Regions from separate parts of the Mus musculus genome. Here region 1 is linked to region 2. Evidence: chromatin loops called from intact Hi-C (ENCODE). Cell type or tissue: gastrocnemius. All regions are shown on one strand. Each heading gives the region's core, and the rest is flanking DNA. Links, peaks and the distances in the headings are about the cores only. Region 1 has its middle 8.6 kb from the start of Sh3tc1. Region 2 overlaps Ablim2 (actin-binding LIM protein 2).

Region 1 (10,906 bases), core at 1,033-9,032, 110 kb after region 2:
CTCCATCCTTCAACCTTTATCAAGGCCACTCGGTCATAGATGTGAGTTCTGTCCATGTGTGACTGCACAAGGTGTGGAGTCAGAGGGCAACTTGAAGGAGTCTGTTCTCAGTAGAGGGGGTCTAGCCTTGTCCCAGGCCTTCTCAGTCTAGGCACCTGTTTTTCTTCCAGTCTGTCCACTTGGACAGACGTGGCAGACCAGGACAGGACCATCCTCTTCAGACTGGGATACTGACTCTGGGCAGCATAAATGTCCCTCAAAGAAGCAAGCAGGCTAGAGATAGGAACAGAGGTGAGTGGGAGAGGAACTTGTGACATAGTGACTCTCTGGATCAGTGATGCAGGTGGGGTCTGGGTCCACCTCAGGTGGGTAGCAGCAGCTGAAAGGCTGTCCCCAGGAGCAGCACAGACAACTGGAGTGTCCTGACCAGCACTTTGGGGGCAAAACCTGGGCAGAAAAAAGTGGACATGTTTTTACATATTTTTGTTTTGTTTTGTTTTGTTTGTTTTGAAACAAGGTCTCTCTCTGGCTGTACTGGAATTCACTATGTAGACCAGGTTGGCATTAAAACCCACAGAAATCTACCTGTCTCTGCCTCTGCCTCTGCCTCTGCCTCTGCCTCTGCCTCTGCCTCTGCCTCTGCCTCTGCCTCTGCCTCTGCCTCTGCCTCTGCCTCTGCCTCTGCCTCTGCCTCTGCCTCTGCCTCTGCCTCTGCCTCTGCCTCTGCCTCTGCCTCTGCCTCTGCCGTGCTGGGATTAAAAGCATGCACCCCTGGGGTTGGCGAGATGGCTCAGCAGGTAAGAGCACTGACTGCTCCTCCGAAGGTCCTGAGTTCAAATCCCAGAACCAAGGCTCACAACCATCCTTAGTGAGACTTGGTGCCCTCTTCTGGTGCATCTGAAGACAGCTACAGTGTATTTATTTATAATAATAAATAAATCTTTGGGCTGGAGCAGGGCTGACCAGAGCAATCAGGGTTGACCGGAGCCCAACCACCACATGAAGGCTCACAACCATCTGTACAGCTACAGTGTACTCATATACATAAATAAATAAATCTTTTTTTTTTAAAGGCATGCACCCACCCAGCTCTTGGCTTTATTTTAAGTACCAGTAATCTCATATGCTCTTTAGGCTAAGAGCAGCTTTAGGACTTGTGCAACAGATCCATGTCTTAAATGAAGTCAAGCTCCACCGAGCCGGTCATCGTAGGCAGATGTTCCATGTCTTAGTTCTTCCCTGCAAATACCGAGCCCAGTCAAGTTAGCCTAAAGGACGAAGGTGTGGGGTGGGGCTGCTGCAAGGAGTTCACAGCCAGAACTCTGGAACATGAGAAGGGGTGTGGGTCATGGCTCTCCCCCTGCGCTGTGTGCCTCAGCACACAGTGGCCTGAGGAAAAGGTAGGAGGCACTATACAGGATAATGTGACAATCTGGAAGTCAAGGAAGGCACCAGCTCTAGTACCAGAGGTTCCATAGAGCTCCAACTCTACAGAGTGGAACCTAAACTCAGAGAGGCACCTGTCATCTGCCATGGAGCCAGGAACAAAGGTGTGGACTGCTGATGAGGCTGGACCCTGTGAGGGGACCGGTCGGGTCAGGGAGGCAGAGGACTCCAAGCACAAATGAGCCTTGTGGGCCTACCCTTCAGAGGGGAGAGTCATCGTCGTGTGAAGTTGGAGCCACGGGGATTGTTCTGCTACGGTCCCCACCCCTGTCCCAGGCCCTCCAGGAAGGCATTTCTTCCTGCAATTCCACTGTTCCAGCCAATCTTTGAGCCCGGAAAAGGGACAAGCTTTGAAGACCTTGTCAGTCAGGAGACACCCAAACTGGAGGCACAAGGGAGGCACCCAGCAAAGTGCCTGGTGATGCAAGGCCTTGGAGAGGGGGAAAGTGGGTTGGACTACGCTTTTCTAAGGCCCCAAGCTGGGCCACTGCACTAATGATAGAGCGGACTCCAGGGCCACCAGTTCCCATCAGTCTCACTAGGGGGAGGGGATGAGCTCTAAGTCACATAGGTTTGGCCCTACGTGTCTGTGCAGGGTGTCGGCCAGCAGCCCACCAGCCAGCCCAGGTGGGGATGGTCTCTAGCGTCGCACTGCAGGGCTGGATTGCTGCTGGCTAGGGTTGGCAGAATCCCAGGTCCTGGAGCAGCTTTGGAAGTGTGGGCATGTACACACAGAATGCAGCGGGGAGGGAGGCAAGTCCTGGCCAGAGGGACGGTGTGAGGGGTCGCTGAGTGCATGGGATCAACGTGGATCTGAGGGCGAATCTCATGTAAATCCTAAACAAAAGCAAAGAAGAGAATTGCCACGAGGCTGGAATCGCATTGGCTAGTCCATTGGTTAGTCCATTCACACAGGTGATGAAGACTGAGTGGCCAGCGGTGTCAGGTGTTTCCTGCCTCCCTGCTGAGCTGCCCCTGCCCCACCCCCATACAAACCACAATAAGTAAAGAGTCAGACTCCGCAGGATGACTGATAAAAGCTTGCGCACGCCCACAGGAGGCCAAATCCTCTCCATTTACTAAAACACCCACTCCCCCAACGCTGGGGATTCCTTGGAAGAAAAGGATCCCCAGAATGGTTGAGAAACATCCTTGGCTGCGGCACCCATCCAGGAGGCAGCAACCCCACCCTGATGGCTAGGGGGCCCCAGGGGGCAGGGATGCCCCGGGTGACTGCCACCTGCTGATTCTCTGCTGGCAGAAGTGCTTCTTAGAGCAGTGATTCAAAGACTCACCTGAAGGTGAGGATCATTTATTTAGCAGCTCTTAAGAAGAATCCTAATTAGTCACGTTCGCCAAGCAAGTGAAGGGCCCAGGATCTAACCTTAGGGACATCCGTGTTTGAGCATAGTTTCTCGGGACACCATGTGGGAGATCTGCCTACCTTTGCTGTTGCTTTGCTGGTGCTACACGGGGCCTGGAACTCTTCTATAAGTGCTCACTCAGGGCTTGCTAAACTCAGTCTTCTCAGCTCCAGCTTTAATCACTAGGCATGAGTGTGGCTGAGCTGTCTGCACCCTAACACAGCCCTTCCTCTGGTGGCTGTCCCAACTGCCTGCCTGTCGACTGAGGTGTGAGCCCCTCTCATATCCCCAAATCCTGGGAAGAGCTCTTAATCTGCTTCTCCCGCACCCACCAGGGGAATGCTGACTAGGAGCTGACATTCTTCTGATGGCTGATAAGGAGGAGGAAGGTCAGAAGGAGGCTGGCCCCTTCCCAGCAGGGCGGGCCCAGCCTGCCAATGACTCAGGTTGTCTGATTGGAGCCCAGCGGCCTGGGCAGGGCCTGTTCTGCCGCCTCCTGGGGCCTGAGACATTCATCCAGTGCAGGTAGAGGAGGCTTGGAGCCCCTACACCCTCCCCCCACCCTTCCTCCTTGGCAGCCGCTGCTCTACTGGCCAGGTAAGTCCTGGACGTCTCTGCTGGGTTTGCTCCAGGAGAGAACTACAATCTGCGCACCTGTGGGAGCAGGTGAGGACTACAGAGGCTGAACTTGGGATGATAAGCACTTGAACTGGTCTGATCTGGAGCAGCAGAGAGGACAGGTTTCGGGTGGCTGTTGTCAAGGAAAGAGGCCCTGGTATTTCTCAGTCTGAAAAGTGAGTGGAACCGGGCCCTGCCAGGGCAGACAGGAGGTATGAAGTAGAGGGTGTGGTCTCCCCACTATCCTAAGAGCCAGCCTTGGTCCGGTGCCATGTGGAGTGGTAGAGTTCTAGAGGAAGCTGATGATGTCTCCTGGCCTCAGTCTCACACTTGCTGGATGAGTGTTTTTGGGCAACTCTACTCCTCTGAACTTCTTTTTCCCCATCTGTATGCTGGGGGATACTGTGGCTGCCCTGAGCAGTGTCTGCATATGGTTAGTGACCACAGTACAGTGGTGCCCTGTGGATGAAGCAGGAGTCCTGCGCTGAGAGCAGGATGCTGACCACGCTTACATTTTCCTCCACTTGCTGGACACCAGCACCAAAGACAGGGGCATCTTGTGCTTTGCTCTCAAACTCCCATATTCTCATCTCAGCACAGCCCTCTCCTCCCCAGGGGCTGAAGTTCCTACCAGCTGCCAGCCCCTGGGGACAGTAGGGTAGTGATCAGAAAGGGTCTGACACCCTCCCCCATCCCACCTCCCCAGACACAAGAGTACTCCTGCTGAGTGGATCTGTTAGCCCTTGGAATTTAAGGCTGGTCAGGGCTGGTGAGTGTGTGGACTTTGTACAGAAGCTGAGAAGGCCAGCTCAGGCCCTAGGGAAAGGGAGCAAGGCCTCCTGAGAATCTGTTTGTCTGTAAGCATCCTAAGCCAGGTATGTCTCCTCTTTTCCCGCCCGGAGGACTGGAGCATGTGTGGTCTGTGTGCATTTTGTAGGAGCAGCCTGAACTCAACAGAACTTTGTTCATGGTAAAGGGTGGGTCTCTGTCTTCCAGGAGCCCAGCAGAGTTCACAATTACACAAATTTGAAACAAGGTACTATTTCAAAAGCCTGCCTCAGTTTCCCTGATGCTTCAGGACCGTAAGAGAGTCCTAGACTCTGCCCTAAGCTTCTGTGGGTAACAGCATAAGAAGGTGTGTCCCTGAGTAGGTCCTTCAGCAGGATCCCAGCCAATGCATCCATCCCTAGGCCTCAGTCATTTGCCCTCCAAATCCATCTAGCCTTCTCCTGACTGAGACTCATATAGACTTCAGTATTTGGAAGTTGTCAGATGAAGGTGGGGCAGGGAGTCCCTGAACAGCCCTCTGTCTCCTGTTGTTGGTGTCTGGTGTCATACAGGTTTGGTGCAGGGATGTCAGCGGTTCTCTTGTTGTGATAAACCCCAGGCACTCCTTGAGGAAAGGCATTACGTCATCTTACAGCTTGTAGCTGTCCATCATTCAGGGAAGCCCAGGCAGGACCCTGGAAGCAGCAACTGAAGCAGAGGCCATGGGAGAATATGGCTTTTTCTTTTTACTTCTTTCTTTCCTTTTTTGAGACTCTGTAGCCCTGGGTGCTCTAGAACTCCCTATGCAGAGACCAGGCTGACCTTGAACTCAGAGATCTGCCTGCTTCTACCTCCAGAGTACTGGGATTAAAGGTGTACACTACTCAGACTCACCAGTTTGCTTTCTTAAATATCCCCAGAACCCCTGCCAAGACCTGGTACCACCCACATGGCTCACCAATCAGAACAATGTCCCACAGAGGTGCCTACAGGCCAGTTTTATGGAGGCATTGTCTCAAGTGAGGTTCCTTCTTCCCAGCTTCTGTTAAACTGACAAAAAAGTGATCAACCCAAGGGACCATCCACTCAGGATCTAGAGCAGATGTTAACTCAACTGGAGGCCTCTGCATGCTCAAATTCCCAAAGGTTCTATTCTGTCCCTGGACCCCTCCCCTCCCCCTTTCAGCTCTAAAGAGATCTACCATGCATCTGTAACCCATTGGATTGGTCTATCTATCTGTCTGTCTGTCTGTCTGTCTATTTATTTTGCCTACATGTCCTGGGGTGCCCCTTGTCCTCTTGATTTGTGTGTCCACTGAGGTTTACTCTTTGCGCCTTGATGGCCAGCGTCTCCTGAGAGTACCATGGTGCCACACTCACCGCCACAACGTCATTAGATGGTTTCATTCCAAAGTCCCCAAGCTCCCCTGGGACAGACAGCCCCTTTGCTGGCCCCACGCTCTGCTGCCTAGGTTGGTCTCTTCTCCCGTGCAGAGGAGAGGAGTGTGCTTGAGTGTCCAGGTGGCACGAGACTGCTGTTGCCCTGCTGCCCGTCTGGTGTGTCTCCACGGCATACCTCGTGGGCACACGGAGAAAGCTCTCGTTCTTTATCACTGCGCTTGCTATGCAGTGTGGAAGGGAGTGTGACTTATCTGACACCCAGGCTATTTCCAAGGCGCTGGTGTTGTCAACAGCTGGCTTGGCACCTGTCCCCACACCAGAGGCGGCAGTCTGAGAATGAGTACCCAGGAATGGGGCTGCTGGCCAAAGGTGAATGCAATTGTGATTACGACCAGGCGGGCCGCACTCTGATCTTGGCTGCCTGCCAAAGATGAAGTGGCAGATGTCAGGGTTGCTGATCTAACCTCGGAGAGGAGGATGGGAGGTCTTGGGCTCAGTCAACGTCATGTCATGTTTTAAGGTACTAGACAGGAATGGGGACGTCAGTCCCCCTTTGATGACAGGTACTCTGATGTAGTATCTGGGGAAGGCTGTCATCCTCTTAGTTTCTTGTCTCACTGTGGGCCACAGGACCTCTGGGGTAAAAGAGGACTGGAGCTGCCATTACAGATGCTTCTCACCATGGCGTCTGTTCACCTCCACCTCGTTCCTTTGTCAGGTCCACTCAGTACTTGTCCACCGCGAGGCTCACATGGCCCAGCACTCTGACACGCATCCACCCTCCAAGACCCTGCTCAAGAATCTCTGAATGGAGTCCTAAGAGACTTTCCTGACTGCTGAGCAGAGTGAGTGTACCATACACAACACAACAGGATTTGTCTAGGGATTGGCCAGTAGGTTCCCAGGACTCTGCTTTTGGCCCCTTGTGGCCAAAAGTCTGAGAGGTAAGGTTGCTCCGATGCCCTCTACTCTGTCCTGGGGAGCTCACCATGTGTGCTGCACTTAGGGAATAATTGTCAGGTCTCTTGCTGTCAGGATAGGGGAGCAACAAATGTTTGTGGGATGCAGCAGGTAGCAGGCCCCTCCCACCCTCCATTTACTTAGAGTTATTGTTACTTCTCTATTGCTATGAAGAGACTCCTTGACCAGGGCAAAATTACAAATAAAGGCATTTAATTGGGGGCTTGCTTACAGCTTTACAGGTGAGTCCATGCCATCATGGCAGGGAACATGAGAGCAGGCAGGCAGGCAGGCATTGGAATCGCTGAGAGCTCACACTCTGATCCACAGGCAGGACACTGGGCCTGCTGTGGGCTTTTGAAACCTCAAAGCCCAGCCCCCACTGGACACATCTCTTTCAAGAGCACACCTCCTAATCCTTCCTAAACCGTCCACCAACTAGGAACCAAATATTCAAATATATAAGCCTATGGCCCAGTGGTAGTGGAGCATGCCTTTAATCCCAGCACTGGGAGGCAGAGACAGGTGGAGTTCAGGCTAGTCTAATCTACAGAATGAGTTCAGTGGACAGGGACAGTTACATGGAGAAACCCTGTCTCAAAAAAAACCTAAAACAATAACAGCAACAAAACACAACAAAACAAAACCGACAAAAACCAAACAAACAAAAAATCAAATACATAAGCCTATAGAAACCTTCCTTATTCAAAGCACCACACTTAGCTAGCCAACTTGTTTATACCAGGTTGGACTTGGGACATTATTTCACACCGAACTGATAAAATGAATATAATTTTAAAATATATAACATACATATATAAGGGGGATTTATTAGACTGGTGTATACTCTGTGCTCCAGCTATTCCAACAGTGTCTGGAGGTAGTTTTTCACTCCACATGGCAGGATGTTTCAATTCATCTTCAGTATAAGCTGGAATCCCAAAGAAGTAGGTTCCAGTGCTAATGAAGGAATGAGCTTGTCAGAGAGCGAGAGCAAGCAGGCAAAGAGAGCAAGCTCCTTTCATGGCTTTAATATAGGCAGCCAGCAGAAGGTATGGCCAAGACTAAAGGTGGGTCTTCCCACCTCAAAAGATCTGGATTAAAAGTAGATCTTTCCATTTCAAATAATTTTTAATTAGGGAAAAAAAATCCCGGAGAGATGGCTCCGCGGTTGAACATGGACTTCCAGAAGCCCTGAGTTCAATTCCCAGCAACCACATAGTGGCTCAGAACCATCTGTAATGGATCCGATGCCCTCTTCTGGTTTTTATGAAGACAGAACACTCATGTATATAAAATACACAAATAAATAAACCTTTAAAAAAAAAGAAAGGAAAAGAAATAAAAATCTCTCACAGGTGTACCTAGCTTTAGTTAATTCCAGATGTAGTCTCTCTGGCAACCAAGAACAGATATTAAACCTTAGGTTATTATCCAGTGTCACTTTATTTCTTGCTCAAATTGCTCTAGCCAAATCCCCTGGGTCCTCTTTCAGTTAGGGCCTGTGTCCTCTTTGCACAGTCATATCACAGTAGGGACTTGTTGAGCTACCAATCATTCATTCACTTATTTGTCTGCCTGCCTATCTGTTTGTCCTTTCCCATCCATCCATCCATCCATCCATCTATATATTTTTCTATCTAGCTAACTGCCTATCCATTTATCTACCTACCCATGGTTGATTGATCTGTCCAGCAATTGTACCCTCTGACTCCTGGCACCACCAGCCACTCCTTGCCCATCTGTATGTTCCTACCCTTCCAGACAATGTGTTCAGGCACATTTCATGAGCCACACTTGTCCGGGTACCCCACCTCCAGGACACTTTCCACCCATCTATAGCTGCCTGCCCTGTCCCAGCCTTGGGGGTGGTGCTATTCTGTCCATCTATCTCCCACGGTTATCATTGCCATTTGACTGTGAGCTCCTCTGAGTGGTCCAGGCTATGTGGCTCAGCCACATCTCCGATGCTCAGCACTGGTCCATCTCCTCCACTCTTGCCCCTGCTGAAGTATCATGATAGTAGTCATATTGGTGTTCTTTGTGGTCCCCTCCTTCACGCCTAGAGGTGCTGAGCCAGGCAGATCTAGAGGCTGAGTTTGAAGTAGCTACCCAGAGGACTAACCTGAGCTGTTGACCCCAGAACTTGTTCTCCCCAGTCACCTCTGAGGAGAGCTGTGTGCGGAGTGAATAATGGGAGATGGGTGTCTGTCACTAGGTTGTTTTTATTGTACAAACAGTGCTTTACAGAGGTAATGCCCCACCCTGTGGCAGATGGGATGAGACCCCACAGTACACACCTGGCCTGGCATCAGAGCAGGCATCCCACTGACCACTCCCCCCATTACATCACTTAGGAAACACCACAGCTGGGCTCCTAGGTTGTGAAGAGTGCAGGTGTGCCTCTCACATTGGGGTTTGCTGTGACCAAACCAGTAGCATGCAGCAGGGACCTGCTGGCAGATGCTACTCAGTCTCTGTCTTTCTAGCACCATACCCCAGTATGGTGCCCCCAAGGAGGCAGAAGAGAACATAGGAGCTCCAGGCTTCAGCTAAGTAATCTCCTCCCATGTAGCTGTCACCAGAGCAGGACCAGAGGAGGACAGCATACATGCAGTTCACTGGGTTGGAGAGACCAGGAAGGTGCCTCTGGCATCCACAGCTGGCACTGGGCTCATGACTGAAGCAGAGGCAGCTTGAGGTAGCTTGTGTCTGACGGGTATAGCGGTATAGCGACAGCGTGCACAGCACTTGAGGTTTGGCTAGGATGGAGAGCTGGGAAATGACTGAGAGAGTAAGTTGGGCTGTGCCTCCTTAACAACCAGAGTTTTTGCCTGGCTATTGCCTCCACACTCCCATTAAGCCTAAGGCTGGCATTAAGGGGGAGAGCTGCAGAAATCCCCATCTTGGAGGGCAGTGATGTGGCCTACGGGGGGCCTCAGTTTCCAGAAATTGGTCTTAGCTGATAGAACTTTGTTCCTCACAGAGGTCCATGGGAAGTTGTGCTTGGACTGGTTAATGTTTGCATAAGCCATAGTCAAAAATCATCCCAAGGGTGACTGAGCTCTCGGAAATGCCAGGAATTCCAGGCAAGGCCTGCACAGGGTTCAGGTACACAGGGGCTCTAGGAAGTGAGAGCCCATGGGGCTTGGGACCTGGTGTCTGCCCTGGCATTGAATTTACTAGCTGGGACATGACTTCCCTTAGCTTTCTGGGGAAGTAGCAGCTGTGTAGCACCCACATGGTTCCAGTCTAGAACTTGTTGTTGTTGTTTTGTTTTGTTTTTCAAGACAAGGTTTCTCTGTGTAGTCCTGGCTGTCCTGGAACTCATCTCTGTAGACCAGGCTGGCCTTGAACTCTGAGATCTGCCTGTCTCTGCCTCTCTAGTTTGGGGACTAAAGGCTGCGCCACCACTGCCTGGCCAGTCTAGAACTCTCTACTTTCATGTCTCTGTGCACTCAGGACCCCTAGGCCACACTGTTTAAAGACCTGGCCCCCCTCCCAGCTCTGTGATCTTATCATGTAAGACTTGTCCCCTTTACTGGTGGAGGAGGGGCTGCTGGAGTCTTCATGTGCTGCCAGGCTGGTTGGGGGCATGGCTCTGGCACGGCAACCTGGACACAGAGAAGAAGAGCTCTGCAGCCATCTTCTTTCCTATGTACACATCTCCTTTTCTGGGGTGTGAGGACCCTCGCCCTTCTCATGACTGCCTTGCCCTAAGATGGGAGGGCATTGTTGAAGGGAGTCATTGTCACACACGTGGGACTTAGCCTACTGCTTCTTATCCAAAGGAGAGAGGTGATTATGGGCTTGCTAAGTTTCAGGCTAGAGGGTGATGTTTCTTCTGGCAATACTGGACCTCACTGGCCAGTATCACTACCTAGGCAGAGGCTGTCCTTTGCTGGGAGCAGGTGTCTTTGATCTGGCAGAGGCAAGGGAACTACTTCCTGTAAACCTCAGTCTGGGTGGCCTGTCTGCCTGTCCATCTGGCCTGAGTAGCCTTCAATCGCCATTTCTCCCCTTCCTTTGTTTTGCAAAGAGCCAATACTGCAATTCAGGGATGGCTCTAGTGGCCAGAGACAACCATACCAAAGAGATCAGCACCTGTTGGGCAGACAGGGTTCTGGACCTATCCATATGCACACAGCAACTGCTCACCAGCACCACGTTTGTGCTGCCCCAGCTAGTGGCGTCTAGGCAGACATGGAGGAGCAGAGTCACAGGTGTTCAGAGGATGCCCCCAGCAAGGATGCTCAAGACCCACAAGCCCGTTCTTCAGGGTAAGGGCTGGGGTCAGGGATGAGCTTGCCTTAAAGGGACAGTTGGAGTCTGCCATTCTGTTGGGATGC
Region 2 (10,906 bases), core at 1,694-9,693:
ATAGTGCCTCAGAAGTGAGGGTCTTAAGAACGGTCATGCTGTTGGCCAGGCAAAACACTCTTGTATGCCTGGTGCCTAGTGACCCGAGAGTCAGCATTGCTGCTCTGGCTTCTATCATAAGCCAGTTAGCAGGGCAGGCAGATTTCACGCAGAGTCGGTACCACCGTGATGCCAGCGGGGTTCCCTCTGCTTTCTCACACCACAGATTCCCGTCACCTCTACGTCCAACCTCAGCCACAGCTATGGACAACAACTGCTAGGCCCAGCTTAGACCAGAGGCTGCTTCTGTGTGAGACTGAGCCTGCCTGCAGCCTGTGCTGGCTCTGCCTGGGACCTACAGCATCTTCAGTGAACAACAGGATGGGAATGTACTCTATCCTTGGGAATCATCCCTAAGCCAGGCTTCACAACACCCGCAAGGCTAAGCATACACCAGCTTTGCTACCCGTGACATCGGGTCGTATTACCTAGGAAACTCCAAGTGCTTTCTCGGTGTGTTACAGGGACCAGGACAGTGCCTTGTACCAGTTTCCAGGTCTGTGCTCGCCTCCTGACCATGACCACATCTGCCCCCAGAGAAAAGAGGCCCTGGGAGCTGTTCTCTTTGCTTTCTTGCCTGCTCCAAGAGAACCACGAGGGGGCGCTGTGCACACACTAGCTAGCTATGTCACTGTGGAGAGACACTGCTTTACCTGGCTTGATTCACATTCTTAGGCTGTTTGGGAGGTCTTGGTTTTGTTTTAATTTTATTTTTAAGACAGAGTCTCACTATGTAGCTCAGGCTGGCCTCAAACTCACAGCAATCTTTCTGCCATCCAAATGTTAGGGTTACATGCTGTTGCTAGCTCTTAGGCTTAATTGGGGGGGAGCAATAAAGCTGAGATCTGGGGGCCCGCTCAGTAGGGGGCCCTTCGCTGGCAGTCTCCTGTGGGCTTCAGAAGAGCCACTCACGTGAGTAGAGGCTGTCCCCTGCCATTCTTTGGAGAGGTTCCTGGTCAGTCCCGCTGCTGAGGGACAGCGACTGACTGTCCAGGTCTGGAGAGTTAGTTCTGGTGTCTGCATCCCCCTTGAGAAGCAGCCAGGTTGTCTTCTGTAGAGGAAAAAAGGTCACAGGAACACTGAGGTCATCTGCGATGGTGAAACGTTTCACCAGAACGTTCATTCAAGGAGCTCCGTACGCCTAACCCACAAGCCAACTCCACTGCGGGAAGCCAAACGTCTAGTACCCGTCTCACCATTAAAGGCGTCTCATTCTGAAAGTTCATGATGCAGCTGGAGAGATGGCCGAATGCTGCCTGCAGCCTGCTGTTGTGATGTCTGGCCCCCACATCCTCTCGGGGCACTTTTACAACTGGCCACATCAAAGAGGTATGCCAGTAATGTCTATTACATTTGACTTTTCCGCCATTCATTTAAAAAACAAAACAAAACAGAAACAAACAAACAAAAAACCACCTGCCAAGCTGTTCTAGAACCTTCATGTCAAATACCCCAGAATGCACTGGGGTTATTTCTTTGTCAATGTTCGTATCTCCTCAGTCCCAGAACCACAGCCTGGCTACTCGGCCGAGGCAGGACCCTGGCAGAGCATGTGCCCATACAGAGTATAAAGGGAGGCAGACGAGTATGGCTCCCACCTTGGTCCTCCTGGGACTCCAGGGGCAGAGTGAGAAAAGGACTGGAGTTCCACTGGAGTGGCCATCCCACCCCGCAGGGCTGTGGTCCCCCTCCTTACCTTCCTGCTGTCCTGGTCAAAGCTGCTGTCCTCCACGTCCAATCGCCTGGCAGCTGGAAGGGAAAGTCGGTCTGTAAAGGCAGCTCACCCTGTGTCTGTCCTGGGCCCTACTTTACATAATGCTCAAAAGGGGGAGGAAAAGCAACCAAAAGGACAACGCAATGAATGCCTTTCACAGGCTGGAGGAATGACACACTGGAGCAGCCTCCTTGGGGGCCTGTGGCCCAGGAGGTGGGCGTGTCCTGAGCCACATATGGCCTTACTCTAGTTCTAGCCACACCTCCAACCTGGAGAAATGCAGCCACATCCTCAGGTGGAGCCACTTGGCATTTGATGGACATACTATTGACCTTTAGAGGGAGACCCTGAAAGGACAGAAGGTCTCGCCTCGACGGCCTTGGTGTCAGACACAGACACATGCTTTTGGGCATCACTGCTTCTTTCCCATCAAGAACTCTGCAAAACTGGGATCTGCTTCATTTCACAGATGGAGAGACTGAGGCTCAGGGAGGGGTCTCACTTTTGAGACCGTCATGAAGTGAGATGAGGGGGCTGAGAGTGACATGAACTCAGGTTCTCTCCCCTGCCTGCCCCATTGAGCTGCCTGACCAGCCCTGAGCTATGCCACTGGAGGAGTCCTCAAGAATCAGCAGAGTGACAGTGTGCCCAGAGTGACAGTGTGCCCAGAGATGAGCTCACTCAGAGCCAGGGCTCACCCCACAGCAGCGTGTTTACCAAGAAGACTCTTGGCAGCATTTTTATCGTCCCACTGGGCTGACCCTGTTCCCAGGAGTAAACAAAGAAACCATGCAAGGCATGCTGGTCTATTTATTTCAGGACTCAGACAGTGCAGGGAGACCAAGATCTACCCCAAACCCGTGCACACAGCAATTTCTGGAAGCCCTGGGATCCTCACCAGCTAGGGCTGAGCTCAGGGAGGAGAGCAGACAGGCTTCTTACCTGCAGCCTGCGGTGGGCTCAGCCCTGCCCATCTCTTGGAGCGCCCTGCCTCCTGCACCACCAAGGACAAAACTGACACCAGGCCAGAGAGCTTGGACATTGGGGACTGGGCTACAGGACCTTGACAAGATAGGGCCAAAATTGAAGACTGAGTACTTCCATTCTAGACATGCTGACTGTTTCTCCCCCTGTGGCTTCTGTATCTCCTGGTACGAGAGACTGGTTTGTTTTTTTGTTTGTTTGTTTTGTTTTGTTTTGTTTTCAGTTGGAAATAAACCCTCTGCTCTCTCCATATCCAGAGGCCAGTGAAGGCCAGCCTTGCTGGGGCGGTTCAGTGGAGGCACTCAGAGAGGGGGCAGTGTAACTCCTGCTGCTCAGGCAATGGCTGTCACTGGGCAGCAGCACAGAATGTGGCTAACGCACCAGCTCTGACAGAGGGCGCGGTGACAAGCTCTGAGCTCTGACAGTTCTGCTCCACCATGTCAGCCAGAGAGAGGCTCTAGCTCAGGGGCTCTTCGGGATGTGAAATCCCACCCTGGTAGCCCAAGCCATGGGTTTTCAAGATTTCATATAGCTATGGATAATCCACTAGCCAGACACACTCCAACATAGTGCCACCTTGGGCTCCAGAATAATCCTCCACTTGCTGGGGGGGATGTTCTGTGGAGACGTAACAAGGTCCTCTGCAAACACTACAAACTGTGGCAGGTGTGCAGTTTGCCAGACCAGAGCCAAATTCACCAGGCATTTTGCATTGTTGGTAGATTGCTTCCGTAACAACTCTGAGCCTCAGTTTTCTGATCTGTAAAATGGGAAAATACCATCATACCCTTCTAACTCATGTGGATAATGTCTGAGGAAATGAATGAAGGACAGCTCACAGGTCTGCAATGCCAGGAAAAGGCAAGAGGTCAACCCTGAAGGTAATTTGCAGGTATCCCTTCCCTCCTTCCTTGATGTGTCACATATGTGTACTGCTGCTGCTCATCGCTTCATTTCTATCTACTTACTCTCTTAACACTCCACTTACCCACCGACCCATCTGCATGCTCATCCACCTCTCTACCCAGACACTAACCCACTCATCTCCTCATGTATCTATCCACTAACCTGCCCATCAACCATCAATCTGTCCATCCATCCACCCACTCACCCACTAAGCTATCTATCTATCTATCTATCTATCATCTATCTTTTATCTATTCATGTATCCACCAATCAATTGCTCCATTCATCCACCCATGCATTATTAACCACCCACTCACTAAGCCATCTATCATCTGTCTATCTGTCTATCTATCTGTCTACCTACCTACCTACCTATCTTCCACTTTGGATAAGTGCACCCACTAACTGACTCACCTACCCCTGTATCCACCGTTCTCCAGTTATTCACCCAACCACCCACCTATGCTCTCTTTGTCCGCTTCAGTCTACTCCTTTGTCCACGGATGCATCCATTCATCCATGCTGCCCTTTATCTACCTGTCCCTCATCATGTTGGGTGCCTGCCACCTAGCCCTTCAGTATTCGTCCTCTCCTTCCCCACTGCACAGTGTGCACCTGCCCTGTCCTGAGCACAGGAACACAAGAAACAGACATGATCCTTTTCTGCCTCCGCTGACAGACTTTGTTCTCCCTGCAAGGGGTATAAATTACAAGGCCTAACCTTTGCTCACAGAGACCTGAGCACAGATCTGCCTCTACACTGAACAACTGATAGGAGATGCTCAAGGTCACGGCAGCATCTGATGTGCCTGGTGCTTCCTCCAGTGGCTCGCATATTGATAAGTAGACACGGAGAGTAGATGGCCACAGCACAGTGGCCCCAGAGCCTCCACGGAAGCCAAGCACCATGTTTCTGCTGGTACCTACCCTTCCATAGCTCTGGCTTCCAGGTGGTCACTGAGACTGTTTCAGGGTGATCAGGTCAGTCTGTGGCCACCAGGTATTCTCAGCTCTGGCCTCTATGGGAGCTCTGCCTGCCTTCGGTGTAGAGCCACCCCTGCCAGTGTCTAGTGTCACCCTATGAGTCTCCAAGCACAGGCTTTGACAGCTAGGCCCTAGGCACATCCGGTTGATGCTATCTCTCTTAAGGGAAGGAGTTTCTGAACACACAGGGAAATAATCAGGGGCTTGACCTTAGGGTTCTCAGGCCTTAGGGTTCCAGAACAGTGGGGATCTTGGTTCTCTACTCAGGTCCAGATGGGTCTCTGAGAACTAGACCCACGGACAGGACTTCTCTTGCCCGGCACGAATTCAACCTATACAGTTTAAATTGTTTTGGAATTACACTGAGAATGGAAGTGTGTGTGTGTGTGTGTGTGTGTGTGCACATAATGGGAGCAATTCTATGGATTCTCTGCTTCACAAGGCAGGGATGTACTTGGTCATAAGTGTTGGGGGCAATTCTGCGCTTCACAGGGTAGGCTGGGCTTGGCCATCATTATATCTCCAGCCCTGAAGTAGAGCCAAACACATGGTAGATGCTCAAAGACTACACTTTAGATAAATTAGTGAAAGCCCCTGGCATCTCTTGGCACTTGGCTTCCTTCTGTGAAGTTGACTGAATGGCATCTGTTTGCCGACTGCTGCCAGGACTGACAGTGACATCAGAGGAGAGGATGTGGAACCAGCGCCTATGCCCACTGACTTCTCTCCCACCCACTGTCCCTCTTCCAGAGAAAGGGGCTTGTCGTGCCTTCAGAAGACAGAGAGAAACTCCTCTTAGCCCCACAGGCCTGTGCCTAAAGCCCTCTCTGGAAAGACTCCCATGTCCCTTGAGGAATTCTGCTAGACTTGACCCATGGGAGTACCAAGTTTCTAATGTTCTTTGTGCACACAGAGTCTACCTGACAATCTTCCCTGGACAGTCAAGCTTCTTGGGAAGTCTTTGAGGAAGCACCATTTGCCTTAGACAGTTGTGATGGCCACTGTAACCTGGATTCATCTAGGAAATGAACCTCCAGCCATGCCTTTGAGGAACATTAGTTTCTGGGCATGCCCATGAGGAAAGGGCTAATTAGGTTAGCTGAAGTAGGAAGACCCACAGCAAAAGTGGGTGACCCATCCCCAAGTTGTATAAAAAGGAGAAACCAAGCCAAGCACTGCCCTTTGATGCCCTTGGCATCCTGACTGTCCATGTGATGTGACTTCAAGGTCCTGCTACCTTGACGTCTCTGCTAAGACCGACCACACTCTTGAACTACGAGCTGGAATAAACCCTTCCTCCCTTCGGTTGATTTTTGTCAGGGGGTTTTATCACAGCAACAGGAAGACCAAACAACAGTCTAAAAACAGATGCTTTCCTTCCTTTGAGAGACGGCGTCCAGAGAGTCCCTTCTGTTCGAGCAGCTCTGCCATTTTCAGAATTTGTCTGAAAGCACTGTGAGGCCCAGAGCTTACTCCCAGTTTTCTGAAGAGAATGAACCTGAGGAGGGAAGCATTTCTCCCTGCTAAGTCTCTGGATGAGGACAGCCGTGTTTCTCCCCACAACTGCCTCCCCAAGGTGACAAGGTTGGATGCTGCTTGTGTATGAAGGTGTGTGTATATGTGCATGTATGTGTGCATATGCAGGTATGTGTGCGCAGATATGTATGCATGCAGTTGTATGTGTATAGGTATGTGTGTATGCAGATTGTATGGATGTGCAGGTATGTATGCATACAGTTGTGTGTGTGTCTGTGTATGTGCACAGGTATGTGTGCATACAGTCATGCGTGTGTGTGTCTTTGTATGTGTGTGTGTGTGTATAGGCATGTCTGCATGCAGTTGTGTGTGTATGTGCAGGTATGTATGCATGTAGTTGTGTGTGTGTGTAGGTATGTATGCATTCAGTTGTGTGTGTATGTGCAGGTATGTGTGCATATAGTTGTGTGCATGTGCAGGCATGTATGAATGCAGGCATACGTGGGCACTCAGGTGTATATGTGTGTATAAGTGAGTGTGCATGTAGATGTGTGTACACACACACACACACATATACACGTGTGTGTGCATGTGACTATAATTTCACATGAAACCCAACAGCCCACAGCGGCTGCTGAGGTGCAGACCATCCTGAAGCCTCTGTCCTGAGCAGCTGCCACGCCCTGTGCCTCCTGCCTGGCAGGCACTACAGGCCCTCTTCTTGCAATGTCTGGTGGTACAGGGATGGATGCTCCTGAGCTCTCTCGCCCCTGCTTGCTCCCCTTCCATCACTTCCTAAGTTGCTTCCTCTCTTTTCCTTCTTTAACACAGCCAGTAAGCAACAAGCAAGTAGAGCTGGAACTGTTATCGAAATACAAAATGTCAAAAGATGACAGCCGCCAGGGACAAGGACAGAGGCCAGATGCACATTAGTGATCACCCCATCTTGCTCTCCATACCAAGTGTCACTTCTACCCAAGGGCACAGAGGCCTGGCTACCCTTGTGGCTCCCAAAAGCAGAAATGAGACTCAGGCTTCTAAGAAGAATAACAGTAACGGAACCCAGAAGCATCTGTGTCCAGTGACTTTGCAGTGGACGGGGTAAATGCATCAGGGGAAAGGCGTGGCTGCTTTTCATATGCTAAATATAGGATCTTAAGCTAATGAAACAGTCTTGTGATTCAGATGGCCCCAAGGGCTGTTTCAAGCTGGAATGAGGATTAAAATAATGTTGCTGGTGCCTAGATCGGGCTCCAGAGCTCCTTGGGGAAGGCCTGTGGCCAAGTTGCCTTGATGGGACAAGCGCTTGGGGGAGGGGGGTTCAAGCACACACACATGTACACAGGCGTGCATGCACACAATGTGTGTGCACACACTACCATCTGAAATTGGGAGTGGGGAGGGCTTGTGAATACCAAAGGTCTCAATCAAATGCATGAACTGGAAAACAAAGGCACTGTGGGTATCTGTATTTCCCAGGGGTTTTAAAAAGGAGCTTCTGTGCCCCTAAGGCTTTCTCATCACTTTAGAGTTTGCATGGCTCGCTGTGTTCCTATCGTGAGTTTGCATTGCTGAACGCCTGGCAGAGGCTGTGCTCTCTAAGATCTGATTCTTTACAGAATCAGCATACAGAATCCTGGCCTTGGGCAGCTGCTCCGGGTTTCTTCAAGCCTGCAGACAAGCAGGCTTATACCTGTCTTATACCTTATACAAGGCTGGTGGCTGGTAACTGTGAACCTGACCTCCCCGGGAGGCTCAGTAAAGGATTTGAACACCAACACTGTCTCAGTGTGGCCCTGTCAGACACTGGTGGTCAATGTCATCAGGTGATTTTTCTAACCCTCCCCCTTGCCAAGGCCAACTCCGCTTGGACCATGGATATTAACCACACAGTTAAGCTGCCAAGTGGAGATGAGAGATAGCAGTGGCTAATTAAGGCCCCGTAAGCCAAGCTCTATCCTGGGCTCTGGAGAGCATAGAGATCGTGGCCCTCCTCAAAGACTGCCCAGCATGTGCTGCAGGAGTCACCTAATGAGGTGGTCCTTCCTTTGCCTGGGCCTCAGTTTCTCTACCTGTAAGGCTAGGGTGCTGCAGTTCTGTTTCTGGTATAAGGTGTCATAATCTAACTGCCCCCACCCACCCCTTAGGGATACATGTACTCTCTGCTTAGATTCTAAAAACCAGGACTTCAATTCCCTTCATTCCTTCTGAGAGGAGGAAGAGGAAAGACACAGAGATGATCAGGGCCTCTCGCTACCACCGAGGAACCAAACCGAACCCCAGTAAGCTGGCTGGCACTGATTAGTGTGGGAAGCACGGGCTTTCCCTCGGCACATCGGAGCAAGAGCCGTCCATACAGGAATCTCCGCTCTCTCTCGTCTCTAGCGATGGCTTTAAGTCTCCACTGTGAACAGCCGTTTACAGTTTTGAACTGTTTCCACACTTGTTGTTCTATGAGCACCTCAGGCCCAGTCCTGGAGGAATGAGGGCAAAGGGGACAGAAAGGGCAAGGGGGAAAGGATATGGAGTGGAGGAGGTGGAGGACAGAGCGAGAGGGGGGTCTGGTTTGCAGACAAGGAAACCGAGGCTCATGGCACTGCAGTGACCTCCCCAGTCACCCAGAAATTGAAACTCTGACTCCTTTTGAGTCATGCTCCACAGCTCAAGTAATTTTCTCCCTGTACATCTGTCCCAGGCAGGTCCATGTGGAGAAGATGTGGGGATGTCAGAGGGATAGGAGACACCCTTGCTGCAAGCCACCTCTAGCTTCTACACAATGCAAGGAACCCCATTAGCTGAGAACAAGGCATTCCATCCTATCACAGATATTCTCAAAGATGAGACCTAAAGTCTCCCTAAATTGTGACTGGGTCCAAGTCATTATTTTTTCCAAAGATCAGGCCTGTGTCAGGTCATGGGTAAAAAGCCCCCAGTCCCTCGCCATCTTGACTGGGCGCCTCATAGTAGCATCAAGAACACCAAATAAAGGTTCTTAATTAGCACACACGCCCCAGCCCCAGCCCCAGTCCCAGCTGCCATGCACCAGCCTCTGCACGTGTCTCCTCTCTTGTGAAGAGAGGCCTCCCAGGAGTCTATGAGTGAGTGTGCATTTAATGTTCAGACAGTAGGGCCTCCCCCAGCCTCAGATCAGGACACAGCAAAAGGAGCAAGCATTCAGAAGCAAGAGGGTACAATAGACATGCAGGCAACACACAGCAGCGGAGTCCATCAGACCGACCATACCGTGCTGTTTGTAGATAGGGGGTTTCCTATAGATGTTATCTTTTACGCCAGTGTCTGGGAAAGAAGAAGGAAAGAGAAGGAAAGAACGTGAGGAGGAGGAGGAGGAGCAGGGAAGTGGCTGAGATGCTCTCCACCCAGGGGCTTCTGGCAGCTCCTGGCTCACCCAGCCCGGAATTACCAGAAAGGTTTCAAAACTGCAAGTGGCCAAGGCTGAAGCCCCACACCTCCGTCAAGCATCCCCCAGTTTAAACACCACCGCAGATCAGAAGGGGACAGGAAGGGAGGGGGACAGGGGAAGCAGCAACAAGAACCTTGGGTCCCCGGGATGCAGCTGACTCAGACTCTTCTCTCCCTTTGACCAGGACAAAAACATTTTCTCACGATTTATGAGACTTGGAGAAAATCCCAAGTGTATGTCAGTTTTCATGGAACGTGCAAACACATTGCATTAGGAGTTTTGTGTTGTTGATCTGTAGATAATTTTTTCTCTTCCAGATTGGCCTTGCACTTGTGACCCTCCTATCTCAGTGCTGAGATACCTGGTATGTACCGCTACACCCTACTCCATGGAGTAGCTTTTAAGGAAACTCAGTTTGAAGATGCTCAAACAGTTGTGGCCAAGATGGTGCATGAGGAGCCGAGGTTCAAGCACGCATGAACCTACCTGGGACGTGGAAGTGTCTCGGAGCCTGCTGGTAGGTAGAGGAAGGAGGTCTGCTGTCGGAGTGCACTGAGAGACTCGGGGTGCTACGGCCACTTTCGCTGCCTCCAGATGGAAGAGCAGAGACAGCATATGAGGAGCAGAAAGGCACAGCAGAAGGTTTCAGAGCTGATCTGCAGTGAACCCTCTCTCCAGCTTGAAGGAAGCCCATGCCAGAACCTTCCAGCCCGGGCCCTATGACTTCTGTTTCAATCTGGAGTGTGCCTGGCTTTAGGGGGTGTAAGGGACAAAGGGGCGGTGATTGGAGAGCCAAGAGCATGTTAGTGCATGGGCAGTGGGCAGAGCCCAGGATCCTGAGGGTGTGAACACACACTGCAGGCTTATTATTCCTGCCTCCCTGATGTAGCTCGTGCAGGAATTCCGGTCCTGCTTGCTTGGAAATTGCACTGAATAACTGTGAGAATAGGACTAAGGTATGGGAATGGGTCAAAGCAGCCCTCACAACCCCAGAGGAGGCTCTGCCTGTGTGGGGAACTGGGGATCCCATCAACTTCCACAGTCCCTAGATACGGCTGCTTCTGGCAAGCAAAATGAGGATGCTCTACTGCCTCCAACCTCTCTCGGCTAGAGCTGTCCTGTGTTCTGTGAAGGAGGCTGTGTGGTCAAATCACCCATCAAAGACACCTAGTGACCTGAGTGGATGCCCCGCCTCCCGCCAATGCAGGATGTGATGGACAGAACACGGTGGTACTGGACATGGGATGAGGAGTACGGCTCACAGCAGGACACCCCGAGGCACAATTCTTTCCTTCCATTAGACTCTGCAGTAGCTGATAGGGCTACTGGCAAGGAATGGGCTCTCTAGATCTATGAACCTTTGAATGGCAAAATCAAGCCGC

The links. A loop is a pair of places that touch in the nucleus more often than their neighbours do. Peaks named below come from ENCODE experiments on the same cell type or tissue, not always from the same donor. Only the 100,000 strongest peaks of a DNase experiment are listed, where the experiment ranks them.
Region 1: a loop joins it to region 2, with 2.7 times the contacts of the local background. A loop is called at or near these places in 14 of 42 quality-filtered maps.

The regions. Positions count from the first base shown.
Region 1 is chr5:35,732,459-35,743,364 of GRCm38, reverse strand. It overlaps a transcript of Sh3tc1 not described here. Among named protein-coding and RNA genes, the nearest start is that of Sh3tc1, 8.6 kb to the right of the region's middle. In gastrocnemius, for the core only: no CTCF peak of the experiment used is centred there; DNase peaks (open chromatin) are centred at 3,659 and 5,986; H3K27ac peaks cover 1,042 bases.
Region 2 is chr5:35,848,010-35,858,915 of GRCm38, reverse strand. It overlaps Ablim2 (actin-binding LIM protein 2), which reads right to left. Exons shown (of 22, transcript NM_001177696.1): 14 at 10,011-10,112; 15 at 9,347-9,400; 16 at 1,736-1,788; 17 at 952-1,090. Among named protein-coding and RNA genes, the nearest start is that of Afap1, 40 kb to the left of the region's middle. In gastrocnemius, for the core only: no CTCF peak of the experiment used is centred there; DNase peaks (open chromatin) are centred at 2,513, 3,101 and 5,275; H3K27ac peaks cover 2,797 bases.